Regions from separate parts of the Homo sapiens genome. Here region 1 is linked to region 2. A link is a contact called in ENCODE Hi-C or POLR2A ChIA-PET data. All regions are on one chromosome and are shown on one strand. Each heading gives the region's core, a stretch centred on a gene start or an enhancer-like site at or near the end of the contact. The rest is flanking DNA. Distances are from core to core; before and after follow the strand shown.

The links. A loop is a pair of places that touch in the nucleus more often than their neighbours do. ChIA-PET counts read pairs that join two places held with the same protein, here RNA polymerase II (POLR2A).
Region 1: a loop to region 2 is called in a map of endothelial cell of umbilical vein, with 3 times the contacts of the local background. The contact joins two enhancer-like sites. A Hi-C loop is called at or near these places in 1 of 168 maps with a recorded cell type or tissue (endothelial cell of umbilical vein). POLR2A ChIA-PET finds 5 or more read pairs at or near these places in 2 of 52 experiments (CD8-positive, alpha-beta T cell and H1).

The regions. Positions count from the first base shown.
Region 1 is chr18:829,046-835,589 of GRCh38, forward strand. It overlaps the pseudogene BOLA2P1. Among named protein-coding and RNA genes, the nearest start is that of YES1, 20 kb to the left of the region's middle. RefSeq lists an enhancer at 1,279-1,845. Within about 2 kb of position 1,411, at least 7 of the 41 ENCODE cell types and tissues checked have a DNase peak (open chromatin) inside an H3K27ac peak, as active enhancers do; they include endothelial cell of umbilical vein, where a contact is called at or near this core.
Region 2 is chr18:520,406-527,212 of GRCh38, forward strand. No RefSeq gene overlaps it. Among named protein-coding and RNA genes, the nearest start is that of LINC01925, 8.5 kb to the left of the region's middle. Within about 2 kb of position 4,271, at least 2 of the 41 ENCODE cell types and tissues checked have a DNase peak (open chromatin) inside an H3K27ac peak, as active enhancers do; they include endothelial cell of umbilical vein, where a contact is called at or near this core.

The DNA.
Region 1 (6,544 bases), core at 161-2,660, 310 kb after region 2:
AGGCATGCACCACCACGCCTGACTAATTTGGTGTTTTTAGTAGAGATGGGGTTTCTCCATGTTGATCAGGCTGATCTCGAACTCCTGATCCCAGGTGATCCACCCGCCTCAGCCTCCCAAAGTGCTGGGATTACAGACATCAGCCACCACGCCTGGCCGAAAATCTGTATATTTTTAATATACAAAGTTTAAGAACAACTAAGTTTTATTTATGCAAAAATGTTTATTTGATTTGAAATGAAACTTTGGAGAAGTTATAATAGCAGAAGTCAAATGTCTTCTTTTCCTTTGTGTTTCTTAATTATGTTGCCTTTTTAACCTTTCATTCTAAAATAGTTTCTATGAACAACTAAACAAGACATGATGGTTGACTCAATCAATAAAATATACAGTATGTTTGCATCATGACATATTTAGATTTCAGTGGCACAAATATAATATTACGTTATGCCAAATAATACTTTATATTTTTCAAATTATTTTATTATCACATTTGATCCGTATAACAATCTTAAAAGATGAATAGGTAGATGTCACTACCCCCATTTTACAGGCGAGGAAACTGAGGAATGAGAAATGCAAACCAGTATGCCAGTCACCAAGTGTCAGATTAATTACTGAGCTAGAGGCCAAACGAGGTGGCTCAAGCCTGTACTTGCAGCACTTTGGGAGGCCGAGGCAGGCGGACTGCTTGAGCTCAAGAGTTTGAGACCAGCTTGGGCAAGAAAAAGAATTAGCAGGGTGTGGTGGTACATGACTGTAGTCCCAGCTGCTTGGGAGGCTGAGGTGAGAGGCTCGCGTGAGCCCGAGAGGTTGAAGCTGCAGTGAGCTGTGATTCTACCACTGCACTCCAGCCTGGGTGACAGAGCAAGACCCTGTCTCAAGGTGATGAAATGATTAGAATTATCCCAAATCTACTATCCCGAATGGTATAGTTATTTTGTATCATTGTATAATTTTCTCCTGCTACTCATTCCTTCAGGTTCTAAGGGAGAGTAAGTTCTAGTTGGTTTCCAAAAGCCCCAACTTAAATGGCTTCCTGGCAATTTTGATCTTAAAGATTGTCTTTTTTTAAGCTGGCCAGAGCAGCTGGCATAAAGAGAGAAAAAAAAGATTATGTCTTTTCTTCTTCTCTCTCTCTCTCTCTCCTCTAGTACCTAGAACACATGCAGAAGGTGCTTAGTATACTCGTGAGCAATGAATACATAAATAAAATGAGTTTAGAAGAGACCTGGGAAAGTCTGGGTAGTGGAATGGGAATACTCTTCTTTGTTAGAAGATAATAGATACCTCAGCACTGGGACATCAGCAGTGATAATCCTGCGTCACAGTTGGTGAGAAGCAGCGGGAAATCAGGGGGAAAGGAGGTAGAGGCAGGCACAGTGGCAGCCCAAGGAAATGAAGGCAAACTGTGGTCATGAGACCAAAGACAAGGGGAGCTGGGGAAGGGAATGATGTCATCAGAACAACAATAGAGGAAGATGGTTTTGGCAGCAGCTTTTGAATAGACTTTGAAGAAAAAAATCAGAGAGAGGGGAAAAAGGAAACGGGAAACGGAAGTCTGTTGAGAACTCAGCATGACATTTGGAGTGGGTGGAGAGCTTCCTGTATAGCTTGATGTTTGGAACATCTGGTCACCTCTTACAATAACAAAACCTTAGAAATTTCAAGCTTTCTCAAGTGGCCAGCTTAGAATGAGTGTGAATTCCATGGCCAAACCGTCATTGCCAGAAGACAGGAATATCTAAAGAAAGAAAAATTCAGACAGAAACTGACTCTTAACACTGAGAACACCCCCACTAGTTTTTTGATGTAAGTAGTCCTATTTGTCAATGTATCTATGCTTTATTTTTGGAATACAGTATTGGCTTGGTATTAAATTTAAAGTGTTAAGTCTACTTTAATTCAATTATCTCAAAGGGCTAAGGTTAATCAACAGATTTACAAAGAAAGCAATTGTTTTCAAAGCTTATGATTTTCACTACCCATTTTTCTGGTGTATTAATTTTTGCTAGAGTCCATACCTTGTTTCATTTGCAATATTGGCTGAAATTTTCCACAACTCAATTGTGCCCTCTAGTGTTTATTAGCATTTAGTGACGGCCACTTTGGATGTTTGTTTGTTTGTTTGTTTGAGACACAGTCTCGCTCTGTTGCCCAGGCTGGAGTGCAGTAGCATGATCTCGGCTCACTGCAACCCCCATCTCTCAGGTTCAAGCGATTCTCCTGCCTCAGCCTCCCAAGTAGGTGGGATTACAGGTGCCCGCCACCATGCCCAGCTAATTTTTGTATTTTTAGTAGAGATGGGGTTTCACTGTGTTGGTCAGGCTGGTCTCGAACTCCTGACCTCGTGATCTGCCTGCCTCAGCCTCTCAAAGTGCTGGGATTACAGGCATAAGCCACTGCGCCCAGCCCAATCCCAGGTCTTCAGACAAGGTAAACTCATTGTCAACCAGAAAATGTTTAAATTCACCTATAGCCTGGAAGCCCCAGCTTTGAGCTGTCCCACCTTTCTGGACCAATCCCATGTATTTATTAAATGTATTTGATTGATGTCTCATGCCCCTCTAAAATGTATAAAACCAAGCTGCACCCCGACCACCTTGGGCACATGTTCTCAGGACCTCCTGAGGGCTGTCTCATGGGCCATGGTCACTCATATTTGGCTCAGAATAAAACTCTTCACATATTTTAGAAAGTTTGACTCTTTCTGTCGACAATAGGGAGGTGCTGTAGGATGTTAGGCACATTATTACCAGCTTCGCCATGTTTTTGAAAGTTTTTATTATAATTCTATTGCTAATAGTGTGGTTAACCTCCATATAATAATACAGTAGTCCCTCCTTGTCTGTGAAGAATACATTCTGAGATCCCCAGTGGATGCCTGAAATCGCTACAGTACCAAACTCTATAGATACTGCGGTTTTTTGTAGATATAGACACACACATATCCCTATGATAAAAGTTAATTTATAAATGAGGCACAGAAGAGATCAACAACAATAACTAGTGATAAATCGAACAATTTTAACAATATGCCAGCATCCCTACCCTTGTGCTTTGATGCCATCATTAAGTCAAAGAAAGCTTACGTGAGGGAAGTGGCTCCTGTAAGGGCGCAAAGCAGCGTGGCAGGGGTCCGAGCTGGGGTTCTGTCCCCGCTGGGCTGCCGCCCCAGCTGGACTACCGCCAGGGAACTCAGCGCCAATTACCTCCAGGAGAAGCTGCAGCGGGACCTGGAGGCGGAGCATGTGGAGGTGGAGGACACGACCTTCAACCTGTAGCTTCCGAGTCCTGGTGGTGTCAGCTGCTGCTTCAGAGACACCAGCTGGTGAATGCGTGCCTAGCAGAAGAGCTCCCACACATCCATGCCTTTGAACAGAAAACCCTGACCCCAGAGCAGTGGGCCCGTGAGCAGCAGAAATGAGGGACTGGAAGCTGCACAGCCATTAAATTATAAATCTGGACCCCCCCCAAAAAAACAACAAAAAAACTTACATGAGCACACACTCTTCAATACCGTGACAGTTGATCTGATAACTGGGCCAGCTACTAAGTGATTGATGGGCAGGTAGTGTAGACGGCATGGAGACACTGGACAAAGGGATGATTCACAACCAGCCCCAAGCAGGAGGAAACAGGACAGCGAGAGATTTCATCCTGGTTATCAGAACAGCGCGGGAAACTTATTAATTGTTTATTTCTGGAATTTTTCATTTTTTTTTTTTTTTTGAGACGGAGCCTTGCTCTGTTGCCCAGGCTGGAGTGCAATGGTGTGATCTTGGCTCACTGCAACCTCTGCCTCCCAGGTTCAAGTGATTCTCTTGCCTCAGCCTCCCGAGTAGCTGGTATTACAGGCACCTGCTACCACACCCAGGTAATTTTTGGTATTTTTTGGTAGAGACGGGGTTTCACCACGTTGGCCAGGCTGGTCTTGAACTCCTGATCTCAGGTGATCCACCCGCCTCAGCCTCCCAAAGTGCTGGAATTACAGGCATGAGCCACTGCGCCTGGCCAGAAGGCTGTATTTTGTATGACTATATTTATATGACATTCTGGAAAAGAGAAAACTGTAGCTATTAGGCACTGTTCTAAGTACTAGACAGACAATACGTGATGATGCTAGTCTTTGAAATAGAAAACACAGGAGAAAAAGCAGGATAGCAAAGGGGGAAATGATTACTTGAGTGCTGGGCATGTTGGGTTTGAGGTGTTTGAGGGAAAGCCAGTGGAAGTGTCAATGGGAGGCAGAACTCAGGAGCACTGCCAGGGCTGGAGATAGATTTGGGAATCAATAACATGTAGATAAGAGCTGAAGCTGTGGAACAAATGAGATTCCCGAGAGAGAGAGAATGCGGAGTGTCCACTTAGTCCAGCCCCAGCCCTGAGCTGAGCCAAAGGGATGAGCAGGAATTAGCTAGGAAAGAAGGCCGAAGAGGTCATTTCAGGCGGAGGAAATAGTGATAGCAAAGAAACCTGCAGGTCCCTGGGATCAACTGAAAAAGCACAGGATTTGTAAATTTAGAAAGGAGGGCTAGGCATGGTGGCTCACACCTTTAATCCCAGCACTTTGGGAGGCTGAGGTGGGAGGATGTCTTGAGCCCAGGATTTTGAGGTCAGCCTAAGCAAAATAGAAAGACCCCCATTTCTACAAAAAATAAAATAAAAATAGCTGGGTGGCGTGTGCCTGTAGTCCCAGCTACTCCGGAGGCTGAGGTGGGAGGATTGATTGCTTGAGCCCAAGATTTCAAGGCTGCAGTAAAGTATGATTGCACTGCACTCCAGCCTGGGTCATAGAGCAAGATCCTATCTCAAAAAAAAAAAAGAAAGAAAGAAAGAAAAAAAAATTTAGAAGGAGACTTGGTTGTTTTTTTTTTTTTAATAAAGGATTACAGCCTGCAAGGTGGCCGTTCTGACAGGTTGGGAAGTATAGCCTCTGGGAGAGGCTGAAAGGCAGGTTTTTCAAGGGAGACGGGAATTATGCTGAGGGGGTTGGCCAAACATACATATTCAACAGGTTACAGGAGGAGCTATGAATGTTCATGAAAGGGGTCCTGAAGCATGTAGCAAACGTGCATGTTACATGTGACCCATGTTCACTTTGGAGCGGAGACTTAACATTTAAATGTATTACAATTAGGGCCTATACATCAAAAGGTGAAGCAGGGACATGAAGCCTCTCAAGTGCACAGCTTCTGTAAACTGGCCAGAACCAGTCCACAGTTGGCGGCCTCTTATCAGGAGAAAGTAACAGAACTCAGTCTCTGGTCCAGTCAAAGCTGTAGTGATGGCTGGTGGAACGAGGAGTCGGTCTAAGTGTCTGATGGTGGCTGAGCTGCAACTGCTTCAACATTGCTCATCTCAAGGCCAGTGCTTGTTTAGCTGCTAGAGAAAAAGAAAACCCTGATGGCAGTGGGAACATAGTTTATTCTTTAATTCTAGGGAGTACATGACTTAATCCTTGCCTGGCATGCATGGCCTTAGGTCCTGTTTATAATGTCGTATCTTATTGCCACAAAAAGTCCATTGTGTCAGGATTATGAGCTCCATTTTAACATGAATGCTGGTCAGATTTTGTGCCAAATCTGCAAAAGGGAAGGGATATAATGAGGTGTGCCTGCCCTCCCATTCTGTCATGGCTGGGAACTCAGTTTTTTAGGTTTCTCACCGGCACGGTGGCTCCCGCCTGTAACCTCAGCACTTTGGGAGGCTGAGGTGGGTGGATCACCTGAGGTTGGGAGTTTGAGACCAGCCTGGCCAACAGGTGAAACCTCGTCTCTACTAAAAATACAAAATTAGCCGGGTGTGGTGGCACATGCGTGTAATCCCAGTTACTCGGGAGTCTGAGGCAGGAGAATTGCTTGAACCTGGGAGGTGGAGGTTGCAGTGAGCCGAGATCGCGCCATTGCACTCCAGCCTGAGCAACAAGAGCAAAACTTCACCACGAAAAAAAGAAAAAAAGGTTTCTCGGGGGTTCTCTTGGCCAAGAGCAGGTTCGTTTAGTCCGTCTCTATGAATCTGACTATTCCAGTACCTCAGTGGACTCATACAGAATTTATTGTCAGTGTCTGGCTTATTCAGATCAGTGGTTCCTTTTTTTTTTTTTTTCTGAGTCAAGGTCTGATTCTATTGCCCAGGCAGAAGTCCAGTGGTGCAATCTTGGCTCACTGCAACCTCTGCTTCCCGGCTCAAGTGATCCTTCCACCTCAGCTTTCTGAGTAGCTGAGACTACAGCCACGCGCCACCGCACTGGCTAAGTTTTGCAGAGATGGGGTTGCGTCATGTTACCCAGGCTGGCCCCGAACTCCTGAGCTCAAGCGATCTGCCTGCCTTGGCCTCCCAAAGTGCTGGGATTACAGGCATGAGCCACCATACCCGGCCTCCACAAGTGATTTTGCTGCTCAGTCAGGGTTAAGAACCATTGATCTGGGGTGGGGGGAGGGGGGAGGGATAGCATTGGGAGATATACCTAATGCTAGAGGACGAGTTAGTGGGTGCAGTGCACCAGCATGTCACATGTATACATATGTAACTAACCTGCATA
Region 2 (6,807 bases), core at 3,021-5,520:
CAGGTTGTGTGTTTCAGGTGGAAAGGGGGAGTGTATTGCATGAACTCATGAACTCACAATGCTATTCCAACCAGAATTCCCCTGGAATTTCTACTTGCAGGTTCACCAAACACTTGAATTTCATATACTCAAAACAAAACTGAAATTCTAATCATGTCTTTCCATAAAACCACTACTTTCTGGATTCTGTATTCTGGTTAATATTCCCATCCTCTTTTCATTTGCTGAAGTCAGAATCCTCATTTATTCTTTTCTCTCACCTTCCATATGTATCTGCATCCCATTTGACCACCAACTCCCCTCCACGCACGTGTTCATCCCATCTGTGAAGTAAGTTCATGCACATCTTATTCTATGAGTCCACAGCCTGAAAGTTCTCAGCTACAGAAAAAGTCCAAAGCCCTTTGTGTGGCATAGAGGGAAGGACAGGCACGGTTGTGGCCTGATTCTCTCTCAGCCTCAACTCTGGCTATCTTGCCCTTGGCTTTAACAAAACAAATCTATTGACAATTTCCGAGCTCTATCAGCCTGTTTCTGGCTCTAGTCCCCATTCCTCCCCTGCCCATGGCTCATCTGGCAAATGTTCAAGACTCAGAAACCACCTATTCAGAAAATAATTTCCATGAACTGCCTCCAATTGACTGATCCCTCATCCTTCATTTGCTTTTTTGTTTTATTTACTTATTATTTATTTATTTTTTGAGACAGGGTCTTGCTCTGTTGCCCAGGCTGGAGTGCAGTTGTGCCATCACAGATCACTGCAGCCTCAACCTCCCAGGCTCAGGTAATCCTCGTACCTGAGGCTCCCTGGCAGCTTGGACTACAGGCGCTCACCACCATGCCTGGCTTTTTTTTTTTTTTTTTTTTTGCATTTTTTGTAGAGACAGGGTTTCACCATGCTGCCTAGGCTGGTCTTGAATTCCTGGGCTCAAGCTATCTGCCCGCTTCAGCCTCCCAAAGTGGTGGGATTACAGGAATGAGCCACTGTGCCTGGCCTGAAGAATCTGATTTTACACCTCGATGATAGAATATATCACACTACACGGCATGTGTCTGCATACCTTTCTTTTCCCAACTAGGTTGTAACCTATCTTTTTATATCCTTTTCTTTTTCTTTTTGTTTGTTTGTTTGTTTATTTTTTTTTTTTTTTTGAGACAGAGTCTCACTTTGTCGCCCTGGCTGGAGAGCAGTGGCGCAATCTCAGCTCACTGCAAGGCTCTGCCTCCTGGGTTCAAGCGATTCTCCTGCCTCAGCCTCCCGAGTAGCTGGGACTACAGGCGCCCACCACCACACCCAGCTAATTGTTTGTATTCTTAGTGGAGATGGGGTTTCACTGTGTTAGCCAGGATGGTCTCAATCTCCTGACCTCGTGATCCACCCGCCTCGGCCTCTCAAAGTGCTGGGATTACAGGCGTGAGCCACCATGCCCGGCCTTATTTTTCAATATCTAACACCAAATCTCACATACAGCATGACCCAGTGAACGCTTGTTGTATTGTTAGGTTGAATGAAACACAGGTAAATCTTTCCCACTAGGTCTTCTGTTGTTTTTGTTTGTTTGTTTGTTTGTTTGTTTGTTTTTGTTTTTGTTTTTGGAGACAGAGTCTCGCTCTGTTGCTCAGGCTGGAGTGTAGTGACGCAGTCTTGGCTCACTGCAACCTCCACCTTCCAGGTTCAAGCCATTCTCCTGCCTCAGCATCCCAAGTAGCTGAGACTACCAGTGCATGCCACCATGCCTGGGTAATTTTTGTAGTTTTAGTGGAGACGGGGTTTCACCATGTTGGCCAGGTTGGTCTCGAACTCCTGACCTCAAGTGATCTGCCCACCTCAGCCTCCCAAAATGCTAGGATTACAGGGGTGAGCCACCGTGCCTGGCCTCCACTAGGTCTTCTGTCTTCTCTTGGGTAAATTAAGGAGTTAGACTGGATGACCTGTAAGAGTTCTTCCAGGCTCCTCCTGCCATTGTTATGCTTTGAATGTATAGTTTAACTGTAACTCATGTAAAAATTATTATTTATAGATAACATCAGTAAATCTTTGATGTTTCAGGCCTCAAAATATGATGGCAGTAAAATTGATGGTTGCTTTAATAAATGTTTCCAGTTTATCCTGGTTTGGGGGCTTTTTCTTTGTTGTTGTTGTTGTTTTTTTCGGCTAAAGATAAAACACAGATGAAGACCATCAGGTAAAAGGTATGTTACTGCAAGTTTATATTGTACGTAATTACTTTAGACATTTTAATGTAGTATTTATATTTTTGTTTAAAGTACTTGATTATGGTTTTATTCCAATGGGAGTCTTTCATTTGCAGTTGTTTGGACTTTGTGGTATTCTTGTTTTAAGGATTTAAAAATCCATTCAATGGAGATCTTAGCTAATGTAGTACAACTGAAATAGTTTGGAAATCGGAAAATTCCTTTCAATCTCTTTGCCTGGTTTGGCTACCCCACAGTTTTCAGGTTCCAGTTGGAGATTTCAAGCACCTGTAAATGACATGAAATCTAAGCAAACTGAAAGTGTGGTTCAGGTCACTCACCGCCCAAGAAAATCTGCCGTTCATTCATTTCACTCATTTGACATATATTCATGCAACCCCTACCAGGTACCAAGCACTGGGAACACAATTGTGACAAGACAGTGGTGGTTCCCACCCTCAAGGATCTTAGTGTTTACCGGGGAGAAAAAACAATTAAACAATCAAGAAAAGGCCGGGGGCAGTGACTCACGCCTGTAATCCTAGCACTTTGGGAGTCCGAGGCGGGTGGATCACTTGAGGTCAGGAGTTCGAGACTAGCCTGGGCAACATGGTGAAACCCCGTCTCTACTAAAATACAAAAAATTAGCCAGGCATGGTGGTGGGCACCTGTAATCCCAGCTATTCCGGAGGCTGGGGCAGAAGAATGGCTTGAACCCCGGAGGTGGACGTTGCAGTGGGATGAGATTGTGCCACTGTAACCCAGCCTGGGCCACAGAGTGAGACTCTGTCTGGAAAAAAAAAATCCAGAAAAATACCATGTGTAAATGCTAGTAAGTTAAGAAGCTTCTGAGTGCAAGAAACAGAACACCCAATTCCAACTGGGTTAACAACAAAGGAAATTTACATATACCTGTGAAGTTCACACGTAGGATGGCTTCAGGAAGATTTGTTCCAGGCAGCTCAAAGCATGTGACAAGATCAAGCACTTTTTTCTCTTTATTTCTCAGCTCTGGTTCCATGACAAGCTCTTTTGTCATCACATTTGTCTATAATCCCAAGATGGCTGCAGCAACTCCTAAAGCTATGTGATTCACATATAGCAAGGAATAAGGAATCTGCCTCCCATTCCCGGCATCCTGACTAAAGTCTCAAGATGAATTCTGATTGGGTCAGCCTAGGGCATATCCCTACCCCAACCAATCACTGTGCACAATGGGAGGAAATATGTCGATGGGCTTAGCCTATATCATGTGTTTCACCCTTAGGGCCAGGGGTGGAGATTGTGTAACCAGATTGAAATAGAAAGGTGTTAGGAAAGGGGCGGGAGATGGGGGATGGGCTAGAACCCCACTAACGTTTACTACAAGTGCTGTGATAGAAGAAAAAGAAAAAGAAAGAAGAAAAAGAGTGCTTTGAGAGCAAGTAGTACTTTGGAAAATAGGATAGTGTAGCACTTAGGAGTAAGAGCTCTGAAGTCATACCACCTGTGTGTGAATGCCAGTTCTGCCAACTTACCTTCTGGCCCTGTACTCTGCCTCTTCAACTATGAAATAGAGATAATGATAGCAAGTTACTCCTCAGGTTAGTTTCAGGATTAAATGAGATAATGCATGTAAAGAGACTAAGACAATGCATAGGACTCTTAGCAGTTTTTATGTATTAGAAAAGGCTTCCAGGAGGAAGTGGCATTGACATGAAATCCCGAAGAATGAGGAAAAGTCATCTAAGGAAAAAAGAGGATTGGATTTTATGAGAAGCGAGGCTGGCCTCTCAATGTTTGGCCGTAAATGGAACTTGTACCACCTCAGAAGGAAGTATTTTTCGTCTCACTTTCTAAATGAAATGTGTAATGATTTTACCAGACATATAATTTCTATAATGACCAGTGAGAACTAGCTTCTAAGAAGGGCAGCAATGTGAAACTGGAGCTCAAGGAAAGAAAAAGTGGAAATAAAAATCAGTTTGTGCAGATTATTTTTGGAATTTGGCTTTCTTTTTTACAGGTCTGTGTATGTGAGCAAGCTCTTTGGATTTTGAGGGCATCTATCCAGCTATGTTTGGTAGATTTATAGCAAGAGACTTTTTTTTTTTAAAGGGGAAGAGGGAGCTTCCCAGTTAATTATTCATAGGTCATTGAAGCTAGTGAGAGGTTGGCCCCAAAGACACATAAGACCCAGTGAGGGCTGGGTGCAGTGGCTCACATATGTAATCACAGCACTTTGGAAGGCTGAGGCAGGAGAATTGCTTGAGCCCAAGAGTTTGAGACCACCCTGGGCAACATAGCAAGCCCTTATCTCTACAAAAAACAAGCAAACAAACAAACAAAAAACTAGTCAGGTATGGTGGCATATGCCTGTAATCCCAGCTCCTTGGGAGGCTGAGGTGGGAGGATCACTTGAGCCCAGGAGTTCAAGGCTGCAGTGAGCTGTGATCACACTACTGCACTCAGCTGTGATTGCACCACTGCACTCCTGCCTGGGTGACAGAGCAAGACCCTGTTTCTTAAAACAAAACAAAACGAACAAAACAAAACAAAAAACAACTGGTGTCCCCGCGTGTAGAGTCTATGATTTATGAGTCGTGAGTCAGAGTAGTGTGAACAACTACAAAGTGAGTCCATGGAAAGGAAATGAGCCATCTTCCAGGGAAAGCAAACCCCAACCCACTTATAATGGAGGTCAGGGAGGACAAACTGGCCTTAACCAAACCCCTTTCCTTCTCATGCTCAGATCCAATCTATACTGTGTCTATGGTTACCACCAGCAAGCTATAGAGGGCAGCCAGCACTCATTCAGTAAGCCTTTATACAGCCCCTTCTGTGGCTGAGGCCCTTCTCTGGGTACTTTGGAAAATAAAAAAATGTATCAAACACACACCCTTCCAGGTTCTCACCCTCTGGGAGTAGTAAGGATCGCTAGCTAACATTGACTGATCATGTCCCATGAGCAAACACTCCACTGACTGCCCTGTGAACATGGTTGTTACTATGATCGTCCCCATTTTACAGATAAGGAAACTCAAGCTCTGAGAAGTTAAGTAACTTGCTCCAAGCACCACAAGTGATCAGGGACAGAACCAGGATTCAAACTCATGGCTATCTGACCTCAGACAGTTTGCTTTTAACCCTGCCTGTGCTTTCTGAGTTGCAGAGACTCATTGTGGGGTTTGTGGGAAGTAGGTACAGCATGTCTATGGACAGCTGTGCTCTAGTTTCTTTGCTGGGCAGGGAAAATTATGAGAAAGTGTGAACTGCAATTGGCTGGTGTGGATTGCCAAAATGAATTGTTTTGACCATTTTCTGTCTGTTAGTCACAAAGATAGTTGAGATCTCATTTGATTCTTCATGGTGAATATTCATTTTCTTTCAAAAGAGTAATATTGAATATTGTAGTGCTCATTAGACATACTTTATTGATCCTCATATATATGCACAGAGTTTTTTCTTTTCTTTTTTTTTTTGAGACAGAGTCTCGCTCTGTCACCCAGGCTGGAGTGCAGTGGTGCGATCTCAGCTGACTGCAAACTCCGCCTCCCGGGTTCACGCCATTCTCCTGCCGCAGCCTCCCGAGTAGCTGGGACTACAGGCGCCCACCACCATGCCTGGCTAATTTTTTTGTATTTTTAGTAGAGACGGAGTTTCACCTTGTTAGCCAGGATGGTCTCGATCTCCTGACCTCGTGATCCGCCCGCCTCGGCCTCCCAAAGTGCTGGGACTACAGGCGTGAGCCACCGTGCCCGGCCTGCACAGAGTTTTTTCTAATCATAAAATTTAAATTCTGGTTGCTTTTATCTTGAGCCTTAAATACAATTTTAGTTCTATGATAGCTACTGCATTAGTCTGTTCTCGCATCACTATAAAGGACTACCTGAGACTGGGTAATTTATCAAGAAAAGAGGTTTAATTGATGCACAGTTCTGGAAGCTGTATAGGAAGCAGGGCTGGGGACGACTCAGGAAACTTACAATCATGACAAAAGGCAACGGGGAAGCGGGCGCGTCTTACGTGGCCAGAGAAGGACGGAGAGAGAGCAAGAAGGGAGGTGCTATACACTTTCAAACAACCACATCTCGGGAGAATTCACTCACTATCATGAGAACAAGGGGAAAATCCACCCCCATGAGCCAATCACCTCCCTCCAGGCCCCCTCCTCCAGCACTGGGGATTACAGTTCGACATGAGATTTGGGTGGGGACACAAATCTAAACCATATCAGCTACAAAACTATAAGCTTAATAGAGGAGTGAGGCACAGTGACTTACACTGTAGGCTACTTAGGCTGCAGTGAGTTATGATCATAGCACTGCACTCCAGCCTGGGCCACAGAGTAAGACTCTGTCTCTTAAAAAAAAAAAAAAAAGGAGAGTCACGTAAGTTTCACCAATTAAATGTGCATTATTCCCCACTGTAACTCATATTTTACAAGTAAGAATTTTCAAAGATCCTCTGTGTGTATACCTGTGTATGTGTTTGTGTGTGTGTGTGTGAGAGAGAGAGAGAGAGAGAAGAAAATGGTTGTCTCATTGAAATATTAGTAAGTTTGAAAATTTTTCTGATTTTTTTTTTTAGGGCATAAAAACAGTCATTTCTCCTCCTTCCTTTCCTGATTCA